Linked DNA regions of Homo sapiens: all the other regions are linked to region 1. Evidence: chromatin loops called from intact Hi-C (ENCODE). Cell type or tissue: heart right ventricle. All regions are shown on one strand.

Evidence for each region. A loop is a pair of places that touch in the nucleus more often than their neighbours do. Peaks named below come from ENCODE experiments on the same cell type or tissue, not always from the same donor. Only the 100,000 strongest peaks of a DNase experiment are listed, where the experiment ranks them.
Region 2: a loop joins it to region 1, with 3 times the contacts of the local background. A loop is called at or near these places in 7 of 110 quality-filtered maps.
Region 3: a loop joins it to region 1, with 10 times the contacts of the local background. A loop is called at or near these places in 18 of 110 quality-filtered maps.

The regions. Positions count from the first base shown.
Region 1 is chrX:3,545,211-3,553,210 of GRCh38, reverse strand. No RefSeq gene overlaps it. Among named protein-coding and RNA genes, the nearest start is that of SNORA48B, 17 kb to the right of the region's middle. RefSeq lists an enhancer at 1-579. In heart right ventricle, a CTCF peak has its summit at 4,358 (motif pointing right); no DNase peak of the experiment used is centred here; H3K4me3 peaks cover 1,175 bases; H3K27ac peaks cover 1,323 bases.
Region 2 is chrX:3,342,890-3,350,889 of GRCh38, reverse strand. MXRA5 (matrix remodeling associated 5) reads left to right here and starts at 4,238. Exons shown (of 7, transcript NM_015419.4): 1 at 4,238-4,375; 2 at 7,029-7,244. The coding sequence starts at 7,057. In heart right ventricle, no CTCF peak of the experiment used is centred here; DNase peaks (open chromatin) are centred at 4,989 and 5,479; H3K4me3 peaks cover 2,803 bases; H3K27ac peaks cover 2,794 bases; H3K27me3 peaks cover 2,986 bases.
Region 3 is chrX:3,114,699-3,122,698 of GRCh38, reverse strand. No RefSeq gene overlaps it. Among named protein-coding and RNA genes, the nearest start is that of ARSF, 77 kb to the right of the region's middle. In heart right ventricle, a CTCF peak has its summit at 4,870 (motif pointing left); no DNase peak of the experiment used is centred here.

The DNA of each region.
Region 1 (8,000 bases):
GTGAAATAAACAGCCCTGTTGCTCACACAAAGCCTGTTTGGTGGTCTCTTCACATGGACGCGCATGAAAGAAATGTTCATCTCATCCAAAAACACCCACACAGTAACATCCAGGGTAACCTTTGACCACACGTCTGGGCACTGTGGATAAAATTCACCATCACACCAGCCCGGTGGATACATAAAATTCATCATCACGCCAGTCAAGTGGACGCATAAAATTCACCATCACACTAGCCAAGTGGACATATGAAATTCACCATCACACACTATGAGAAACTGAATCACAGATGGTAAGGAAATGAAGTCACAGGTCTATGTCAGTGGTTGTCAGTTGGGGTGATTCTGAACTCCATACCCAAACCCCAGGGGGCATTCAGCAATGTCTGCTTGTACTTTTGGTTAATACACCTGGGGAGAGTACTACTGGCATGTGGTGAGTAGAGGCCAGGGATGCTGCTTAACACCCTACAATGCACAGGCTGCTTCCCATAATAAAGAATTACTTGGTTCAAATATCAATAGTGCCAAGATTGGGAAACTCTGATATGCAATAATGACAAAAGTTATAACAGGTAACTTTATGACTAGTTAGACATTTAGAATGTTGTTGATTTTATGACTAGTTTAATCATAGTGTATTTTTTTAAAAGTAAGTATATATGTTTTATTTTATGAATATTATATATTTGCAATTGTATTTTGATACTTTTGCATGTTATTAAGTGACATCTCCTCCTAACTGTGTCTATGTATATATTGATCTCTCATCTATCCCATTCAGGAGGCTCCATCCTCATGACCTCATCACCTCCCAAGGGCCTCACCCCCTGACACCATCATCTTGGGGGTGAGGATTTCAGCATAGGAATTGTGGGAGACACAAGCATTCAGTTCATTGCACATGGTTGTACAGTTTTGTAAAATCCCCCAAAGTAAGATACATTCAAATTCATTTTCTGAAAGATGACTTCTGAAATTTTGTAAGCTTCAGCTCCCACAAAACCTGCATCTAATCCTAAATGCAAGGAGTGTATTCCTGGTTTTGATGGTGGTAGTTATGGCCACGGTTGTTTCTGACTTTCCAGTCAAGGAGATCCTGCGATGATCTGAGAAGCTAATGCACAGGATTCAGTGAGGAGTGAACTTGTTCATCTGTAGAATGTGGATGGCCTTTCTTTCCTTCTGGGAGCCAGCTCCCCTGTGGAGGAGAAATTCACCAAGTATCTTTTTTATTTTTAAATTTAATTTTATCTTCCTAATTTTATTTTTTTAGAGACAGGGTCTCATTCTGTCACCCAAGCTGGAGTGCATTTTTTATTATTTATTTTATTTTCCTAAGTTTATTTTTTTTAGAGACGGGGTTCTCACTCTGTCACCCAAGCTGGAGTGCATTGGTGCAGTCATAGCTCACTGCAGCCCCCACCTCCTGAGTTCAAGCGATCCTCTTACCTAAGCCCCCTGCGTAGCTGGGACTGCAGGTAGATACCACCAGGCTTGGCTAATTTTTAAAATATTTTTAGAGATAGGGTCTTGCTCTGTCGCCCAGGCTTGTCTCGAACTCCTAGGTTCAAGTAATCCTCCTACCTCAACTTCCCAAAGGGCTGGGATTAAAGATGTGAGCCACTGCTCCAGCCACGCCAAGTATACTTGTTCACCATTCTCCAATGCCCTTCATATCTGTATACATTTTATTTTGTTGGATCAACAGAAAGGATTTGGTTGAAATTCTTTGACTATACTCTGTGCAGGTATTGCAAATTTTGGTGACTATTACAGTGTCAGTTGCAGGCTAATTGTGATTTAGATTCAGAATTATGACAGATACAAAGTAGGAAGTTCATGACAGCATTCCTCTATTTGCAATTTTAAGCAAATTCTCCTTATTCTTATTTTTTGAAGGTCTAATATCTATTGGGATTTAAATTTGCAATGTGAGATAATGATGCCCTGTTTCCTAAAATACTATAAAAATAAGTTTTAGCCATATTTTCCATATTAAAAATTAAATTGCTGCCTAGCGAAGACCTCTGGAGCCAGGCTGGAGAATAACTGTGCTTATTGGCTGTCTGTTACAGTTTGCCCAGGACTTTTGTGGTTTTAAAGCTGAAGGTCCCACATCCTGGGGAAACCCTTAGCCCCAGGCAATTCTAGAAGTTTCCTCGCTGTCGTAGGAACCTATGTGTTATCCCATTCAGAGAGTCCTTGATTCAGACTGTGGTTGTCTAATTGTTGCAGGGCAGGTGAGCCCCCAAACTGGGGGCTTAGCTTGGGAGGGTTCTTGGCTTCACCCAGGAAAACATTTCAGGGTGAGCCCGTGGTGTTAGACAGCAACTTGCAGAGCAGTGGCGTGATCTCGGCTCACTGCAACCTCCACCTCCAGGGTTCAAGTGATTCTCCTGCCTCAGCCTCCTGGTAGCTGGGACTACAGGTGCACATGACCACACCTGGCTAATTTTTGTATTTTTAGTAGAGATGGGATTTCACCATGTTGACCAAGCTGGTCTCGAACTCCTGACCTCAAGTGATCCACCCACCTCAGCCTCCCAAAGTCCTGGGATTACAGGCGTGAGCCACCCCCACTTTCACTGAAGTGGCAGTGCACAGCAGCAGCAGCAGAGGTCCTGCTCCTGGCAGAGCAGGGCTACCCAATAGGCAGTGCGTCCAGAACAGCAGCTCAGAGGCAGTGCTGGAGTCATATGTATACCCACTTCTAATGGCATGCAAATTAAGGGGCAGATTATGCAGAGATTTCAAGAAAAAGAGTAGTAACTTCCATGTTCTTGGATCATTGCCACAGAAAGGGGCGGTAACTTCCAGGTGTTGCTATGGTAACAGTAAACTGACATGGCACTGGTGGGCGTGTCTTATGGAGAGGAGCTATTGCTATTGCCACTTCCCTATTTTAGCTAGTCTTCAGTGTGGTCCAAAGTCTAAGTCCCTGCCTCCGGAGTCAAGTTGGGTCTCCTACTTCATAATGAATGGCCTCTTAGGTGATGAAGATAAATCGATTGGTCTCTTTTTGTTTCACACGAATCCACCACATATTGACTGGGGAGTTTGGGATGAAGATTTAGACGACCCAACAGAGAAGTCCCCTCAAAAGCCCATGGGGCCACTCTTCTGAAGCTCCACTTCACCTGCTTCCGCACACCCCAGTCCTGCCTGATACTCAGCTTTTCTTTCTCTCGTGAATAGAGACACACGTTTTTCTCCCTTGACACCATGGAGGTTGGGATTCTGATAAGGATTAGAATGCTACAGATCAATCCTCTAGTACAGTCCTTCTCAAAGTGTGGACATTTAAGGCTGGGTGGATGATCCTCTGGGGTGGGGTGTCCTGTGCACTGCAGGGTGTTGAGCAGTGTCCCTGGGTTCCACCCACCAGATGCCCGGAGCACCAACCACCCCGGTTGCGACACCCAAAGCTATCTCCAGACATTGTCGAGTGTCCCTGGGGACATAGTTGCCTGTGTGGAGCACCGCAGGGTCAGATGAACACAGCAAGGACCACTGACAATGTGAGCATCTGTGTCACCCTCTGCTGTCACTCGCCGGAACCAGAAGGGACGATTTGCAGCCGGTACAGCTTTTTCCCATGCCGAGCTTCCTGCAGAGGCTGCTTCCCAACGCATTGGAAAGTCCCTGGCTCTCGGAGTGAGTCTCAGATCCTCCTGGCTTCATGGGTCCAGCAATTAAGTATTGCCACATACCTTTTCTTTTAGCTCTAAAAATTGTTTGTGGACCTGGGAATTAAAAAGAAAAGAAAAGTGGCGCTAAGCAGAAGAAGCCAGGAAAACCCTGCTCCATTGTTTTGCAGACGGAGACGAGAGAGAGAGAGAGAGAGAGAGAGAGAAAGCAATCCCGACGTTATGAGAATCGGCTGCACGACCATCCCATGCCTTTCAGGAAAACCAACACAAACGCCCCAGTGGAGACATTTTTAACCATTGTAAAATTTTCTAGAAATCTCAGGCATGACTGGTTCTTTTGTGGCTGGCGAATCATATTATACGTGGTGCTGGTGCATCTTGCAAAACGCTTAAAAGATAAGTGTACCACATAGATTTGAACATTGCGAATTGGAACATTTAAAAAAAATCCATGGTTGCTTAATTCTTGGAAACAGAAACAATTTAGTTTATACTCATTTGAACTGTAAACCTAGCTAGTCGTTTGTATACAGAATGTTTGCGGGTATTGCTGACTATGGCTTTGTGGATTATGAAACAGCTATAATAAATCAACAAGAAACCTTGGCAGATTTAGTTGTCTTCCTCCTTTATGCAGAGCTTTAAAAAATGTTTTATGTAATAGGTGCGTGAGATCTTTTCTGTTTAAACAGTCTGCACAAGAGGGCAGTGTATACCACTTAACAAGGTTTTCCCTGGGGACGTGGAAGTTTATTTGTGGTGGCAGAGAGGGAGGTTCAGTAGATTTTTCTTACTCCGCTATAGAAATAACTTCCCATAGAGAATTATGACTCTTATGTATCTATTATTATTGATATTTATTATGTATTTTATAGAATAAACATAATTCACCTCCACTTTTAGAAGATACAAGCTCTTTTCTTTCACTAACTCAGGAATCCAATAGTGAGACACAACTTTCCCTATGCCACATTTACTGTTTGGCTCAGATGAAAATATCAATTAGCCTTTAAAAAAGAAAAGAAAATGTCCTATGAATAAATATTCATGACAAGATGTCCATGCGAAGAGCTGATCATCAAAATACCTAGCACAGTTCATGAGGCTTTTTCCTCTAAAAAAGCATGAAATTCATCTTTTGAGGTACATTTGGCTTCCACCAATGTTGTTTTTGAGTGTTGACAAGCAAAAGTTAGATTTTTAGAGAAGGCTGGTGTTGTTGGTAGCAAAAGTAAAATCATAATGAAATTTTAAAAGATTTATTTCTTCAAGGCTTAGGTTCTTCATTTATTTATTTTTGAGACAGGGTCTCACTTTGTTGCCAGGCTGGAGTGCAGTGGCGCGAGCTCGGCTCACTGCAACCTCCGCCTCCCAGGTTCAAGTGATTCTCCTGCCCAATCTCCCCAGTAGCTGGGATTATAGGCACTCACCACCACACCCAGCTAATTTTTGTATTTTTAGTAGAGACAGGGTTTCACCATGTTGCCCAGGCTGGTCTCAAACTCCTGACCTCAAGTGATCCGCCTGCCTTGGCCTCCCAACGTGCTGGGATTACAGGTGTGAGCCACCACTCCTGGCCCCCAGGCTTAGGTTTAGTAAGCAAACAACAACTAAAAAAACAAGATAAAAAATGACATGGAAAGATAAGTTTATTTAGACAAGTCATTTAAAGCAAATCCGGGTTTAGAAGAAAATTTAGATTGCAAGTTTCCTGAGGGCAAAAAAAACCCTTCTTTTCATAGTTCTTTTTTATTTTTTATTTTATTTTTTATGAAAAAAATTAGAGATAGAGTCTTGCTATGTTGCCCAGGATGGTCTCGAACTGTTGGGCTCAAGCAATCCTCCTGCCTTGGCCTCCCAAAGTGCTAAGAGTACAGGTGTGAGCCACCACACCCAGCCTATGGTTCTTATATTTTATAAAGTATGTAATGTTTTCCTCATTTTTTGCATCTTTTCCTTTCTCCCTTCCTGTATCTTTTCTTCCTCAATATCACAATGAAAACATATTGTAAGGGCTGCATTGCCTGATGTATGAATTTCTAAACAGGGCACTTTGAACAAAGAGGATTATCTGTGGCATCAAAATTCAAGTCACCACTAGATCTTGTGATGGTCTAGTCCCATCGCATAAAGTGAAATCCTGCATTTCCAATCTAAAGCTTTCCAGTGCTTTCAGGTTGTGAAATTAAACAACTTGGGTACTTTTTAGATAGAAGCAAAATACAAATGGAAGTAGGGGGCTAAGGATTTCTCATATTTTTTGGTTTAAAAAATAATCTCCAGCCTGAGCAACGTAGTGAGACCCATCTCTAAATTTTTTTTTTTTAAATTAGCTGGGCATGGTGGCATGCGCCTGTGGTCCCAGCTACTTGGGAGGCTGAGGTAGAAGGATTGCTTGAGCCCAGGAGTTTGAGGCTGCAGTGAAGCTGTGATTGTGCAACAGAGTGAAACTCTCTCAAAAACAAACAACAGCAACAACAACATTTCAGTGACAATGATGGCCTTAGAGGCTGGGTACCTTAGAAATGATACATCTTCATGTGCATAGAAAGATCCCTTCCTTCCTTCCTTCCTTCCCTCCCTCCCTGCATCCCTCTTTTCCTTCCTACCTTCCTTCCTTCCTTCCTTCCCTCCCTCCCTGCCTCCCTCTTTTCCTTCCTTCCTTCCTTCCTTCCTTCCTTCCTTCCTTCCTTCCCTCCCTCCCTCCCTCTTTTCCTTCCTTCCTTCCTTCCTTTTACCTTTTCCTTTCCTTTTGGGGTCACACACTTAACAGCTAGTTTAATTTTGGAGGGTCTCAAGTTTGATCAGAAAAAGGCATGTTTATCCTTTAAAGAAGGCAACAAGAGTTTCTCTCTCTGTCTGACTTTACACCTCCACAATTTCACCAAGACAGAGATTTTTATTGGGTGAGCACATATACTTAAAAGAATTACTTGAGACAAAAATGAAGAACTTCATGGAGAGTTGAGGGTCTTGGAATGAGCAGAGTGACTCTTGGTGAACTCCACCTTTCCCATCTTCCAAAAAAAACCAAAAATCAATTCACTCTGAGATCTAATAATACCTCTGAATTGATCATCTACAGTAATCAAAGCATTCAGGCCATGAGAGCTGGTGTCTATGTTAGGGGTTCTGCATAGTAAACTGCAGTACACATTGAGAAAATATCATCGTCTCTAAACATTTGTTTCTCTGGGCTGATGAAAGAGTAAAGATGTCTGAAGAATAAAAAGGATGACTGTGTGGAAACATGCCCTGCCAACTTGATAAATTCACCAATGATCACAATTGAGTGTCTTATGTAATGAAAGTTGGCTCATTAAAGAATACCCATGTGCCCTCTGGGCATGCTTTGGATTGGCATCCACTTCTGTAAGCCAGGTTGTTTGAGAACAGATGAGTTAACTCTGCAACCAGAAGATTTAATGTGCGATTTTGCTCAGGGCTATTTCGCTGAGACACAGAAGATGGCAACAAGATCTATGCGATCTTTTGCCATGAGGGCAGCAAGTGGATGTGTCTCAGCAAATCTTTTAGAAGAATGCAGAACCATCTGACCAGGTTTCTGGAAATGTTCAGCTCCTCGTCCTGCCTGGAGAATCCCGTGTCTTGCAAGGCTGTTAGCAAGGAAGCACTCCCTCTCCTTGAGCTAAGGATGGCTTTTAGTGAAGGAAGGAAGGGAGGGAGGGAGGAATCTTTCTATGCACATGAAAATATATCCTTTCTAAGGTACCTAGCCTCTAAGGCCATCAGTGTCACTGCTTTTCGAAAACAAATAACATCACTGTCCAACTTATAAAACTCTTCTTCAATATAAATCTAGAACCTTCTGGAACATGTTGAGTGGAAAAGCCAAACAATGCAAATAAACTGACCACAAGCTCGTGCTTAAAATTGTAGTCCTCCTTTAAACATCAACATTGCTGTTCTTCCTTCTGGCTGCTGTGCTAGTTTTTTCAATTAGCAAACATGCTACTTATTATCTTTACTACTGTTGTTTTTCAGGAGAGAAGAGTTTAGGAAGAAATGTTGGTTTTTTTCAGATAAGGTACACAAAAGCTTATTTCACTAAAATTTAAAAGTGCATATTGAGTACATATATTTATATGTATATTTAAGTTTGCTATAAAAACATGAAAATGGTTATTTTAATTTTTTTATTTTTAATTTTTTCAGACGGAGTCTCACTCTGTCACCCAGGCTGGAGTGCAGTGGCATGATGATAGCTCACTGCAGCCTCGAACTCTGGGGCTCAAGCAATCCTCCCACCTCAGCCCCTCCTAAGTAGCTGGGACTACAGGTGTATGTCACCATGCCCAGCTAATTTTTAAATGTCTTTGTAGATACA
Region 2 (8,000 bases), 200 kb after region 1:
AGATCTTATGACGGAGGCAGAGGGATGATGGCTCCCCAGTGGTAAGGGCCTCCTGGGTCTCCTGGGCTGCAAGTTTCCCTACCTCCACATTTCTAGAGGAAAGGGGGTCTCGATGGAGGATCAGGGTTGCGTGATGGGAAGTGAGCTAGCAAACCTGTTTGGATTTCCTTCTGAATGCTCTATTTTATATATATATATATATATATATATATATATATATTCACAGATGTCTTTTGTAGATCAAAGACAAAACAGGCAAATGTTGATAATAAGGACATGTTGTCAAAATGCTGGTTCAGGAAGAGAAATGCTGCTAACCAGAGGAACAGTGAAAAGCAGTGGCTGGTAAAAGTCACTGGTGCATCCTGCAACAAGCTGCAATCCTTCAGGTTCCATGGCATCTGGCGATTAGGAGGGCTCCGGCCTTTTGTTAATCACTGAGCTTTTGCTTGAAGTACATTCTGTAGCTACAAGGACTGACCTGCCCTTCATTTGATCATCCCTCCTCACCCTCCACATGGTGGAATTATTAGCAAGCAGATGAATTTAATTTAACCGACATGTACTCCAAACCTCTTGTATTTAAGGAACTCTCTTGGCACTTCAAGGGATTCAACAATTAATCAAACATGGTCCCTGCTCTGGGAACACATCACCAAGCAAGCAGGCAACATTAGCAGGACAAACATCAAAACAAAAAAGACTAAATGCAGCAAACTATGCATTTTATTTAAAAAAAGTACAGAATGACGAGATTCCATAATGCTTTATTTGTGGATTTATTGTACAAGTTACGCCCTGGGACTTTTCTAATCTAGGCATTTATTTTTATTAGTATGTGTGTTATTAAAAATAATTTATTGAGGTGAAATTCACATCGTAAAGTAAACCATGTTAAAGTAACAATGTCATGGCATTTCGTACATCCTCAATATTGTGCAACCATCACCTACATGTAGTTCCAAAACGTTTCTGTCACCCTAAGCTAAAACCCTGCTCCCATTCAGCGGTCTCTTTCCGCTGCTCACTCCCCTTCATCCCATGCATGAAATTTGCAAAGCAGAATTGAATTAGTTGACTTGATATTTTATTTACTTCACACTTGTAAGGAATTAAAGCCATTATGTTTGAGTTAACCATCTCATTTCCGTAAACCTGTGCCTTTAACTAGACTTCGATAAATCATTTTTGGGGTGCAGATTGTACAGGTAACACAAGTATTTAGAGGTATTGATAGATATTATCTATTAAATGTGCCAATAATAATCCCCCTGGATAAGGTAGTATAAACAGATTTCCTTACTGCAGAGAAATCCAGACTTTTTTAAATGTTTTTTTTTTTTGAGGCAGGGTCTTGCTCTGTCACTGTGGCTGGAGTGCAGTGGTGCGAACTTGGCTCACTGCAAACTCTGCCTCTCAGGCTCAAGCAATTCTCCCATGTCAGCCCCCAGTATGTAGCTGGAACTACAGGCATATGCCACTATGCCTGGCTAATTTTTTTTTTTTTTTTTTGTAGAGATAGGGTTTTGCCAGGTTGCCTAGGCTGGTCTCAAACTCCTGGACTCAAGCAATCCTCCCGCCTTGGCCTCCCAAAGTGCTGGGATTACAGGCGTGAGCCACTGCGCCTGGCCAAATCTAGACATTTCTTAATAGAATTCAACGTCAGTCATGCGCACATTCATTCATTCATTCATTCAATTGAACGCTTAGTGTATGCTAAGCTCTGTGCTATACTCCAGGTGTCAAGAAGCTATGACGGCATAAAAAGAAGGTGAGTGATTGTCCACAATGCAGGAAAAAAGCCCACTTTAGCAATGGGCATGGAGGTAAGGAAATACTATACAATGGAGATTGAGGAGAACTTTGTCAAAACAGTGGCGTGAACCAACAACAACAAAAATCAGGGATGTGCTACTTGTTCTTGACAAGCCAGATCTATCACCAAAAGGAAGATCCCAGGGACAGGCTGGGAAGCACAGGGCATGGCACAGGCCACCCATGGAAAACTTCAGCCTTGGGTTTGAGGATGATGGCATCCCTCTAAGTCTCAGTGATGGGCTGGAAGGGATGAATGAGAAGGAGTTGGTGGAGGAAGAAGTTGTCAAAATCTAAGACATATCCATGCAACCGCAGTGAGAGAGGTGGAGAGAAGAACACGTTGGGCCAAGAGATTCTTAGGCATCAGGATCTAAACTTGGCAACCAGTTGACTATGAGGAAGACATGAAGGAGAGGCAGAAGGCAAGGATGGCTTGAGTTTCTAGTTTAGCTGACGAGATGGGTGGCAACATCATTAACAAGGGTAAAGAGATGTTCAAGAGACAGTTGTTTTTTGTTTTGTTTTGTTTCGTGATTTAATCAATGGGTTTGGGGCATGCCCAGAAAGAGGCTACCTAAGGGCATTATTTGACTAATCCCTGGAACTATGTCAACACACACTGAAAACTAAAGCTAGAGAAGGAATGAATTCCCATTTATGAACCAGTATTTCCTGACTATCAACTCTGTGGAAGCCACCCTAGGCGCAGGAGGCAGGTGGTGAGGAATTCCTAGACGCTGTGTTTCTTAGGAGGAGCTAAGATGAACCACGCTTCATGCAGGGGAAGCAACTTGTTTCTTAGGCTTAGTCCTTCCTTCCTCCTGAAAGCCCCCTGACAGAGTGCTGGACGTAGGGCAGGACTTCTGAATCTAAAGAGCAGGCACTTCTCAATTATACTTTCTCCATGCATTGCCTTTTAAAAGCTGCATGCCTGCTGGGCTGGGTGGCTCACGCCTGTAATCCCAGCACTTTGGGAGTCCGAGGTGGATGGATCACTTGAGGCTAGGAATTCGAGTCCAGCCTGAGCAACATAGTGAGACCCTGTCCGCACCAAAAAAAAAAAATTAGCCCAGCGTGGTGGCGCAAGCCTCTAGTACCAGCTGCATGGGGGACGGAGGTGGAGAATCGCTTGCGCCTCGGAGGCAGAGGTTACAGTAAGCCGAGATCGCACCACTGGCACTCCAGCCTGGGCAACAGAGCGAGACTCTGTCTCAAATACATAGATACATATATACATACATACACACATACATAAATGCCGCACGCCATCAGCCTGCTTCAGGGGCATCTCAGCAGACAGGATTCGTTGTACAAGTACATGGTACCACTGGGCTTGTAAAAAAAATTTTTTTTATACTCACAGATGTCTTTTGTAGATCAAAGAACACAACAGGCAAACACTGACCCTAAGGACATGTCAAAATGCTGGTTCAGGGAGAGGAATACGGCTAACCAGAGGTATAGCGAAAAGCAGTCGCTGGTGCACCCTACAACAAGCTGGTGCAATGGTGCCTTTCCGGGCCCTACACACCTGTCTGAGCTCCATGTTTTTACCCCAGGTTGGCTCTGCTGACTGAAGATACTCGCCTGACCTCTCCCCACCATTCCAGGTCTGACTTATCCAGGAAGCCAGGCAGCCGCCGCCTCCTCTTCCTCTGCCTCCTGGAATAGGGACCTACCCTCTGCACCCTCTACTTTTTGCCTTGTCGCCAGGTCGCTCCCACCCTCCCACCGCCCCCTCCCCAGACAATACCATCAGACTCTCCGAACGTCCCAACCCTCGCCTTGCCCCTCGAATGCTCCCCAAGCCGGAGGGGAGCCGTTCCACCTTTCTGGCAGGAAGACTCTGGCAAGGGGAGGGAGGCGGGCGCCGGGGAGTCCTGGAGAGGCGGGAGGGCGTGGCGGCGGCTCTCACGTTGCAGCCCTGCCTGCAGCTAGTGGGATGCCGGCGGGGCCAGCCCGCTCCTGCTTGCACACGGTCTGGGAAGAGCTGCCGAGAAAACACCGTCTGGCCCGGAGAAGCGCAAACCCTGCTCCTTCTCTCTCTCCTGAAAGGAACGGAAACGTTCCCAGCGCTGCTTAGGCGCTCTCCAAGCGCGGACTCTACTGCGGCTCCCACCGCGCTCCCTGCATCTCGCCCTTCCCTCCTGGGGTCCTGGACTTCTCTCTGACAAAGAGCCCTCCTTCCCCGAGCCGCCTGCGGTTCTTGCAGCTGGAGTGGGCGAGGCATGCCCACCCGGGCCCAGGCGCAATGAAGACGCGAGAGGAAGGCTGAGCGCAGAGCGGCGCGGCCAGGGTCCCTTGGCTCGGGCCCGCGCCCCGTCTCCCCGGGGTGGGGCAGGGTGGGGGTGTGCCGAGGCGTGGACTTGGGGAAGCCTCGCAGCGCCGGGAATAAAAGGGCGCCGGCTTGCTGTGCCGCGCTGGGAAGCCGAGCTGCCTCACCCCCGGCCCCGGGAAGGGCATGGCCCCGGCAAACTCCCGGCCGTGACTCGCGCGCCCCGGCTCGGTGGATGCTCCCGGCGCACCGCTCCCGTGTGCGGCGGCTTCCCAAGGACAGGTGAGGACCCAGGGTGGCCAGGGCGCCCCAGGGCTGCCGTGTCTGCCTGCAGGGGGTGAAGGGATTTGAGACACCCAAGGGAAACACTGGGGGTAAAGGGCCTGCATGCAGGCAGATTGCACCGTTCCCCAGCACTGTTTGAAGTTGCTAAGAAATCAGGATACCTGAATTCCTGCAATTTTAAGTAGCTAAGGATCAGATAGGGAGGAGAGCCGGATCTTGAAGGAGGATGCACTGAATAGGTCTAATTAAGCCCAGACATCCCATGCCTCCTTTCCTCCCTCTCCCCAAAGCGCTCCCCATCCCTGGCTCTCTCTGGAGACCTTCAACCCCGCCATCCCGCGTTTCTAGGAAGCTGCCAACGGAATTCCTAAGTGAAGCCCACTCTGCTCTTGCAATCGGTGGGGGAAAGGACGCTTGAGGAGCCTCTTTCCAAGTTGCTCAGGCTGTGGCTACTTCAAGTCTCCTCTCCCTCCTCTCTTCCCCCTCTCCTTCCCCGCCTCTTTCCTCCTACTCTTACCCAGGCTTTCCCTGGAAAGGGGACAGCCCAACGCCTAGAGTGATCCGAGCCATGCAAAAAAACCGGGACAGTCATCACGCAGACAAAAGGGGTTTGGTGTCCGAGTCCCGGGCGGCGGGGACTCGCAGGGCCACCCCAGCCGCGTTCCGGGAAAGCTCGTAATTCATCCCGCAGCCAGCTCGACGCGACCCAGCGGACTCTGGAAGCCGGCCAGGGGCTCAGGGCTGCCCGCCCGGCCACTCCAGGTTGTCTGCCCAGGGCCAAGACGAAAGCAGACGGCCTCACGCCCCCACCCCTGCTTCCCGGCGGGGTTCGCAGACCGTCTCTGGCGGCCTAGCTGGCGCCAGGCCGCTTTCTCCGCGGCGGAGAGACCCGACCCCGAGTCCCCGGGATTAGGGTTGTCTGGGGGCGAGTTTCCTGGGTCTCCCGGGAGGTTGGTGCCGGGGTGGGAGGCCGGACAGGGAGTTGGGGCTGAAGAGTCCTATGGAACGCCCGGGCCAAGTCCGCCCGCAGGCACAGGACGCTGGGGACTGGCGCGGCTGCCCTTGGAACCAGCCCAGCGCCGAGGTCAGGCGCGCAGGCAGGGGCGGGGAAAGCCCGGGCTCTGGCGAGAGAGAAAACTCCGAGGACTTTTGCAGAGCTGCAGGAGCCGGTTTGTTCCAGCGCCCAGAGGCGGAGCCCGGACTTGCTTTTTTGCAAAACTACCTGTGCGCCATCAGTTCTTTATGGGCAGCTGAAGGGAGACGCGCCCCCGGGCTTAAGAGAATAACCTTTTCTAGGTCACTTAAAGGCAGGAAAAGCTACAGGTTTGGGATGTTCCTCTCTTATAGGAAGGATTTTAGAATTTTATTTTTATTTTTTGAGACGGAGTTTCGCTCTTGTTGCCCAGGCTGGGGTGCAATGGCTCGATCTCGGTTCACCGGAACCTCTGCCTCCCGGATTCAAGCGAATCTCCTGCCTCAGCCTCCCGAGCAGCTGAGATTATAGGCATGCGCCACCACGCCCAGCTAATTTTGTTTTGTTTGTTTGTTTGTTTGTATTTTTAGTAGAGACGGGGTTTTTCCATGTTGGTCAGGCTGGTCTCGAACTCCTGACCTCAGGTGATCCGCCCGCCTCGGCCTCCCAAAGTGTTGGATGACAGACGTGAGCCACCGAGTCCGGCCTGGGTTTTAGAATTTTAATCAGCAGTTCGCGCTCGTTCAGAACCCGGGCGAATGGGCAGGCGCGTGTTTGTTGTGTATCCCTATTTACTTTCCATGTGTGTCACTATTTTTAAGTGAACGCCATTCAAGAGATGACAAAAATGTTAGATGACATAGGCATTGCCAGGACAAGAAGAAAATGATCACCGCCATTCTAAATGAAGTAGCTGATGCAATCTAGCTTTACCCGAGCTTTTCCATTTTTTAGTGACTCCATTTTTTTCTGTTTGCCTGAATATATTTCATAAGCAGTCCCTTCCTGTTTATTGAATGATCAGAGGTTCCCCCAAACTTCCTCCCCGATTAACAGCAACTCTATATCATCAAAAAAACTCTCTGGCTTTTCCAAGACAAAAACATAAGGATAGTAAATAAACCCAGAAATAACAGGATGAATATCCTTCTAGCAAATACCTCTTTAAGCTCTTCAAGAAGCTAGAATTAAAGGTTTGAAAAATATCATTAAAGGAAAGAATACGAATAAACACTTCTTGGGAAGTTTTAAATTCAAATATATGCAATATATAATGGCTCAGTCTTGTTGGAGGCAGAAACACAATATTTTATTATTTTTTAATTATGGATACATAAATATAAACCTCTTTCTTCTCTCTCTCTCTCTCTCTCTCTCTCTCGTCTCTCTCTGTTTCATAGCCGCAATTACAGAGTGCAAGATAGATTTCCAAATCATAGTATCGAAGCCAAGAATCAAGACTATATTCTATAGTCATGATTAAAGTGAATGGTGAAAAGTTTAGAAAAAAAACCATGTTTCATCTTTCTCAATTCCCATGGTTTAAGCGTCACTACAACACATCGTGTGAAGTCCTGGGAAGCTTGAAACCCTGATGCACAATTCAAATTTAAAAATTGCCCACAGTTCGTCGGTGCTACCTGTGAATAAGCTCATCTCTTCGTTGTTCTACCTCAGGTATCCGAGAATCAGGCACCCCGACAAGATGCCCAAGCGCGCGCACTGGGGGGCCCTCTCCGTGGTGCTGATCCTGCTTTGGGGCCATCCGCGAGTGGCGCTGGCCTGCCCGCATCCTTGTGCCTGCTACGTCCCCAGCGAGGTCCACTGCACGTTCCGATCCCTGGCTTCCGTGCCCGCTGGCATTGCTAAACACGTGGAAAGAATCAATTTGGGGTTTGTACCACTTTCTTCCCGAACCTTCCCACTGTCAGTGCGTGCGTCTTGATCTGGTTTTGCGTGTGTGTATGTGCATTTACTTAACTTCATATGTGCATTTCCTCTGTGTAGCTCTGTCGAGAATTATGGAGCTGCAGATGGGCAGAATAGAGAGAAAAAGTTTTAGTTATGCTAAACGCAGCTTTTTCGATGATTATCTCAATATATCCATCAGCTGCCACTGCTGTAAGGTCTATTAACGAGCAGCATGAACAACTTTAGAGTTTGTTGAGAAATTCCCTTGATAGCATTTCTTTAATACATTGTTGAGGTGAATGCATGAGACACACACTTAAACATATGAAGATGATTTAAGTAGACTTCAGCAACGATTTAAGAATAATAAAAATAAGCAGAACATCTGTGCCATTTTATAAGTCATGTAGATGATAGAATTGCGACTTTGAGGCAATAAAAGAGTTCCTGCAGATTTTGCCTGTTAAAAATATCAACGTCTTTTTAAAAACCTATTTTGATGTGGCTTGCCAGACAGACTTTTAATATACTGGTTTCATTTTATACACACGAGGGTTGTGTGGACCGAAGTGTTAGTTGCTATGAACTACAGGTGCTCAACTGCAATTTTAATAGTCAACAATCATTTGGAGTTCGTCAACAAAATATAATAGCTACTTTTTAGCATCCATCCCCAGAACAACTGATTAAATTAGTGTTTGTGAAATATCCACCATGGAGATGTTTTAGTAAAAATAA
Region 3 (8,000 bases), 430 kb after region 1:
TCTCAAAAGAAGACATTTATGCAGCCAAAAGACACATGAAAAAATGCTCACCATCACTGGCCATCAGAGAAATGCAAATCAAAACCACAATAAGATACCATCTCACACCAGTTAGAATGGCAATCATTAAAAAGTCAGGAAACAACAGGTGCTGGAGAGGATGTGGAGAAATAGGAGCACTTTTACACTGTTGGTGGGACTGTAAACTAGTTCAACCATTGTGGAAGACAGTGTGGCAATTCCTCAGGGATCTAGAACTGGAAATACCATTTGATCCAGCCATCCCATTACTGGGTACATACCCAAAAGACTATAAATCATGCTGCTATAAAGACACATGCACACGTATGTTTATTGCGGCACTATTCACAATAGCAAAGACTTGGAACCAACCCAAATGTCCAACAATGATAGACTGGATTAAGAACATGTGGCACATATACACCATGGAATACTATGCAGCCATAAAAAATGATGAGTTCATGTCCTTTGTAGGGGCATGGATGAACATGGAAATCATCATTCTCAGTAAACTATAGCAAGGACAAAAAACCAAACACCGCATGTTCTCACTCATAGGTGGGAATTGAACAGTGAGAACACTTGGACACAGGAAGGGGAACATCACACTCTGGGGACTGTTGTGGGGTGGGGGGAGGGGGAGGGATAGCATTAGGAGATATACCTAATGTAAATGACGAGTTAGTGGGTGCAGCACACCAGCATGGCACATGTATACATACGTAACTAACCTGCACGTTGTGCACATGTACCCTAGAACTTAAAGTATAATAAAAAAACAAACCTCTCCTTTCTATTACACTATTTGGCCACCCGGGTGGTCTTCTGCAAGACAACTGTAAACTTTGCTGAAGGCTCTTGTGGGAGAGCAGGATAGGTCAACCCAAAAGATAGCCCTTTGGCATAAGGGTTATTTTGAGCTGAAGACAAATGAGAAGCAAGAGCTGCTAAAAGAAAACAGAATAAACCTCTCATGGGGGTTTGTTATACAGATTAGTTCATCACCCAGGCATTAAGCTTAGAACCTGTGAAAGGATAATATATCTTGAGGTCTCCAAGTCACTAAGCTAAAGGGAAAAGTCCAGCTGGGAACTGCTTAGGGCCTCTGCCTCCCATTCTAGTCAAAGTCTCCGCTCTGCTCACTGAGAGATGCGTATCTGATCGCCTCCTTTGGAAAGGCTCATCAGAAACTCAAAACAATGCAACTGTTTGTGTCTCACCTATCTGTGCCCTGGAAACCCCCTCCCTGCTTCCAGTCTTCCTGCCTTTGCTTCAAGCTGTCCAGCCTTTCTAGACCGAATCAATGTGCTTCTTACATATATTGATTGATGTCTCATGTCTCCCTGAATGTATAAAACGAAGCTGTGCCCCAACCACCTTGGGCACATGTCGTCAGGACTTCCTGAGGCTGTGTCACGGCGCGTCCTCAACCTTGGCAAAAGAAAGTAAGTTAACTGAGACCTGTCTCAGACTTTCTGGGTTCACATACCCATTAGTTATTTTTCCTGATCCTCTCCCTCCTCCCACGCTCCACCTTCCGAAAGGCCCCAATGTGTGTTGTTCACCTCTTTGTGTCCGTGTGTTCTCATCATTCAGCTCCTATGTGTAAGTGAGAACATGCGGTATTTGGTTTTCTGGTCCTGTGCTAGTTTGCTAAGGATAATGGCCTCCAGCTCCAACTGTGTTCCTGCAAAGGACATGATCTCGTTCTTTTTTAACTCAAACAATAAAAGCAAGTCAGCTAAGGGAGTGGGGAAAAAAAAAAACTCTCTGCACTCTCCTATTTGCCTGAAAGTAGACTTAGACTGTTAATTACCAGAGACACAGGCCTAGAGGAATCTACATAACAAACCTTACTCAATTTGCCTTTATCTTCCATTTGTTTCCTCCTGTATTTGTCTTCTCAAAGTTTGCAGCTCCTAGGAGCTTAAAAGGCCTTTTTCCTTTGCCTTTTTCCTTCTTGACAAATGTATTGTTCTTGGCTGATTTGTTGTATGCGCCCCAAGTTCTAACCATGCTTTTGAGTTATTCATCACTGAGTTTCACCACATGTGTATATGCACTGCATGTCTTAATAAATTCTGCTTTTCTTTTGTTCTTTTGACAGTTTAATTTCCAGAGCAGTAGCTGGAGAACTGAGGAGGACAGAGGAAAAAGTTATTATTGTTGTGGTTGTTTTTCCTTCTGTTCTGCTGGCACCCTATCGAAATTCTTAAACATTTTGGAACAAGGAGCTGTTAAAAGAAAACTTCAGACAAGTGAAATTTGATGGAGTTTAATTGAGCAAAGAAAAGATTTGATTGAATCAGGCAGCCTCCAGAATCACAGCAGATTCAGACAGACTGCAGGGGTGCCTCATGGTCGGAACAAATTTATAGACAAAAAAAGTAAAGTGGGCCGAGCGCAGTGGCTCACGCCTGTAATCCCAGCACTTTGGGAGGCCGAGACGGGTGGATCACGAGGTCAGGAGATCGAGACCATCCTGGCTAACACAGTGAAACCCCGTCTCTACTAAAAATACAAAAAAAAAAAAAAAAATTAGCCGGGCGTGATGGCGGGGGACTGTAGTCCCAGCTACTCGGGAGGCTGAGGCAGGAGAATGGCACGAACCCGGGAGGCCGAGCTTGCGGTGAGCCGAGATCGCACCACTGCACTCCAGCCTGGCGACAGAGTGAGACTCCGTCTCAAAAAAAAAAAAAGAAAAAGGTAAAGAGAGGTACAGGAATCGGAAGTGCGGTACGGAAACAGTGAAATGGATTACTGCTCGGCGTTTGCCTGATTTGAACGCAGTTTGAACACTCAGCAGTCTATGAGTGGTTGAAGTATGGCCGCTGGGATTGGCCAACACTCAGCTATTGTTACAGATGCATGCTATTAACTTAGGTTTTCAATTTTGTTTGCCTATTAAGCTAGGATACCCTTCATCCACAAGGACTCAAATATAGAAGTACGGAGTACTTCTCAGGCCATATTTAGTTTGCTTTAACAGACATAACCATTTTATTTTTACTTTTACCTGTTTCCCCAAGAGCTGAGCGTTTTCATTTTGCACTCGGCCTTGCAAACTATATACCTGGTTCTATCCACAAAGGAATGATGCCAAGAACTGAGGTTGCTTAAGTCATTATTACTCATACTGATAGCAACAGTGGGTTTCTTCAAAAGTTTCCTCTTAAATATGCATATTTCCTAAGTCTATACCATAGATAGCATTTCTCTGGCAAGGACCTAAATTCGGCTCTTGGGGTTAAAGTTAGGGAATCTGGATTGCTGATCAAAATTCTGCTTAGAAGAAACAAAAATAGGCTGGGCATGGTGGCTCATGCCTGTAATTCCAGCACTTTGGGAGGCCAAGCAGGGCGGATGGCTTGAGCCCAGGAATTTGAGACCAGCCTGGGCAACATCGTGAGACCCCATCTCTACAAAGTATACAAAAATTAGGAGGGAGTGGTGGCTCGTACCTGTGGTCCCAACTGCTTGGGAGGCTGACGCAGGAGGACACTTGAGCCTGGGAGGTCGAGGCTGCAGTGAAAGATGATTGCAGCACTGCACTGCAGCCCGGGTGACAGAGCAAGACCCTGTCTCAGAAAAAAAAAAAAAAAAAGAAGGAAGGAAGTCTTTACTGTTTAAAGAATGGATACAGGCTGGAGATGTGGGTGGATATTTGGCATTTTCCAAGTGGGGGTTTCACTTGCATGTCGTCTAAATGCAATGGAAAATCAAACAAGGCATACTTGAAGAGGCAGGATTTTTCTGAACCAGAATCCAAGCTTTCTATTCTGCAGAATCTGACTGTCATCCTGCCATCCGCAGCTGGAAAATGTCCATTGCTCAATTACCCTCACCAAGAGGTGGCCGGGCAACTAATCATCGCCCCATAACATCACCCCAAGGTATCCACCCATACAAACTGTGCTTCCATGCAATGTGTACTTCCTGTATCTCCCGCTTTTTTTTACAACACTGCTAAGGAAACCCGCTCCAGCCAGAGGCAGGGCTTCTGAGGCCATTTGCAGATCTGAGTAAGGAAAACCCTATAACCCTAACCCTAGGAGTCTTTACCATTTGTGGGTCCATCCAATTTGGGATTTGCTCTTGAATCCCTGTACCACCCAAGTCAAATTTCATAAAAGATTTGGATTTGAAAAAATCATTGCAAGTAGGCTTCTAAATACACTGCTTCCTTAGCTAAATTATAGCCAAGATCTGAGGTGCGGGTGCTGCTTTCAGCCAAGCCTTTTGAGATTATTTATTGTTGGCCCATCTCAACTCTAATTCACGTTGCTTTACTCATCCTCCGAACACGGTCTTGAGACAGAAGAAACTACGTATCTTTTCTCCAACTTTAGACCAGTGCCTGGATTATTCTAGGTTCTCCATTTATGTTCACACTCTGGGGGATGAATGAGTAGCACGGATCACACATGCTAGTTGTAATTAAAATATATGTGCTTAGAAAACTCCAGATGATAAATGATGCACCTTGATACTTCTGTCTCTCTCCCCCGCTACCCTTCTGTCTTTGTTTCTCTAATTTTTGCTTTCTGTTATTCCTGTCTGAAACTTTAGGCAATGCATTCCATTCCTTCAAAGCTATTAAGGGTTTGAGGAGCTTATGTAAAATACTGACCACCTCAGATGGATAAAGTAGGTGGAGGTGAATTTCTGGATGCAATCAAACAATATGAGTTGAAAAAGGTGTCTTTCCTTTTCAAATTCCTCTTCCGAGAATAAAGTTAAAATGTATGCTATCTTTACAAAAATGAAATAAATGCACACATTTATCATATTAGGAATTTGGAGCTAGCTGTGCAGGCAGCTATATTAGCATGCCACCTAGTGTTTAAATTCATGTAATGATTAAAAACACGCAGTGCTCAATCAGGCTTGTATTCCTCAATGCGAAGGAAAGAATATAAATTATTTAAAGGATAATTCAGAATGAGGAAATAATAGACATCCCTTAAGTAACTATATTTGCAGACTGAATTGTATAATTTATCTTTCTATTTAGGGAAAAAGGTTAATTAAGGGCTTAAGGGGCATATGGAAAATATTGACCACCTCGGATAGACAAGGCAGGTGAAGGTAATTTTCTCGATGCAATGGGTCATGATAGGTTAATTAAGCATTGAGTTTGGAGTGTTTAGACCAATGGCAAAGGTTTGTATCATTTTGATAGATGACATTCTTTCAATTTTAATCTTAAGGTATTTTCAAAATAACCACTAGAAAAGGAAATATAATACTTATTAAGAGCTACCTATGGGCCTATGCGCTATGTGCAAAGTCTTTTACAGATATTATCTCCATTAATCTTTGTAAGTCTGGTAATACACTTTTTAGTTGCATTTCACAGAGGGAACAATTGAAGTACAGATAGATTAGGGAATATGTCCAAAGATATTTAGCTGGCAAGAAGAACAATTCCCATTCACCCCAATTGTGTCAAACCCTAGAGAACATTCTTTCCACCTCTGAACACCACTGTGTGGAAAAGAACGTGTTCCCTTGGTTGTACATAGCTTGCTTTTATCTACTACCTTCTCCTTGCCATGTGGTTAAAGAAAATGGAAGGACCGGAGCCAGGGAGGGAGAAGGACCTTGCATTTGGGGTTGACAACCTTGGGTTCAGACCTCATGGTCCTGCTCCCTTTACAGTGCAGACTCATTAAAGCCGCTTCGTGTCTTCACACTCTGTGTTCTTCATCTGCAAATATAAGAGCATTTGAGAAAACGATTTCAGAAGTTATTTCTCAGGCTAAAATCCTAAGATTCTGTTCTAGGGTATTCTAAATTCAAAACGAACCTCCTCCTAAGAGTGATGAGAAAACGAAGATGTTTTAGAGATCTTAGAACAAAGAGTGGCAGAAAAATGCTCAGCCTTTGTAAGGAATTCTTTTGTGGACAAATAAGGTCTAATATGGTTGCCCCAAATCACTTAGGAAAAAGATATCCTTGTTTAATAGTTAATATTAAGACAGTTATTTGTATTTCACCTGACACATTCATATTACTCCTTAGTAAAGACAAGGCAACAGTATCAGTCCATTGAAATAAGTCAAACACACATAATTTTCTAATTTTTTTTTTAGTTCCATAGGTTTTGGGGGAACGGGTGGTGTTTGGTTACATGAGTAAGTTCTTCAGTGGTGATATGTGAGATTTTGGTGCACCCATCACTGAGCAGTATACACTGCACTCAATTTGTAGTCTTTTATCCCTCACCCCCTTCCCACCCTTTCCTCCAGAGTCCCCAGAGTCCACTGTGTCACTCTTAGGCCTTTGCATCCTCATAGCTTAGCTCCCACTTATGAGTGAGAACATACGATGTTTGGTTTTCTGTTTCTGACTGACTTCGCTTACTCTCCAAACCCATCCAGGTTGCTGCAAATGCCATTAATTCATTCATTTTCATGGCTGAGTAATATTCCATTGTACATATATATACCATAATTTCTGTATCCACTCATTGATTGATGGGCATTTGGGCTTGTTCCACATTTTTGCAATTGCAAATTGACGAACACACATGATTATGTTACTCCTGGGGTTGCACCTTTGAGAGACACTCCTGGAGGACAAGTGAGTCTCAAAGTGGGGCTTAGCCCACAAGTGTTCTTGGCTTAGCTCGGGAAAGAATTTAGGGGCAAACCAGAGGTAGAAGAAAACTGCTTTATTGAAGTGACAGTGTTATAGCTCCGTGACTGCTCTTGCAGAACAGGGCTACCCTGCAGGCAGAGAGTAGCAGCTCAGGGCATATTTTTTTTGAAGTCATATTTATACCCATTTATTTTTATTTGTATTTTTTTCCTTGTTGGAGACCGTGCCTCACTCTGTCTCCCAGGCTGGAGCACAGTGGCACGATCTTGGCTCACTGCAACCTCTGCCTCCCGGGTTCAAGCAATTCTCCTGCCTCAGCCTCCTGAGTAGCTGAGACTACAAGCATGCTCCACCACACCCAGCTAATTTTTTTTTGTATTTTTAGTAAAGACAGGGTTTCACCATATTGGTCAGGCTGGTCTCAAACTCCTGACCTCAAATGATCTGCCCGCCTCGGCCTCCCAAAATATATACCCATTTTTAATTGCATGCAGATTAAGGTGCGGGTTATGCAGAAATTTCTAGGGAAAGCGTAGTAATCGTTGAGTTATTGGGTCATTGCCATGGAAAGAGGTGGTAACTCCTGGGTGTTGCCATGGCAATGGTAAATTGACATGGCACACTGATGGGCGTGTCTGACTGAAAGCTGCTTTGGTCTGCCCTGTTTTAGCTAGCCCTCAATCTGGTCTGGTGTCCAACCCCCACCTCTGGAGTCAAGTCGCGCCTCCTACTTCAACACCATAGGGTTGATGTACATGGAGATTTGGGATTGGCATGGCTAGGGTGCCAGTCTCAGCCCAGTAACACCTAAGCTGTGTTCTCCTGAGCAAATTACAGAGCATTTCCAAGTCCCAGGTACTCTTCTTGGTATATAAGGGTGCAAAGGGTTAAATTATGACCTCCTCGAAGGTTACATTAAAGTCCTAAATCCTGGTACCTGCACATGAGACTTTATTTGGAAATAGGGTCTTTAAAGATGCCATCAAGAGAAAATGAGGTCATAGTAGATGAAGGTGGGTTCTAAATTCTATATGACTATAATCTCTCTCTATAAGGAGAGAGAGATTTAAAGACACAGAGCGTAGACATTCATGTAATGACAAAGGCAGAGATTGGAGTGATATGTCCACAAGCCAAGGAATTTCAAGGATTGGCAAGGACGGATTCTACCCAGGGCCTCGGAGGAAGCACCTTGATTTTTGAACTTCTAGCCTCCAGAATTGTGGAAGAATGAATGTCTGTTTTCTTAAACCACCAAGTTTATGGTGATTTTTATGGCAGCTCTGGGCAATCTCACACAAGTGTTTATACCTAAATCATGAGGCTGAATTAAGAAGGAAATAAGATACTTCATTAATGGTCTGGCACATTCTGGG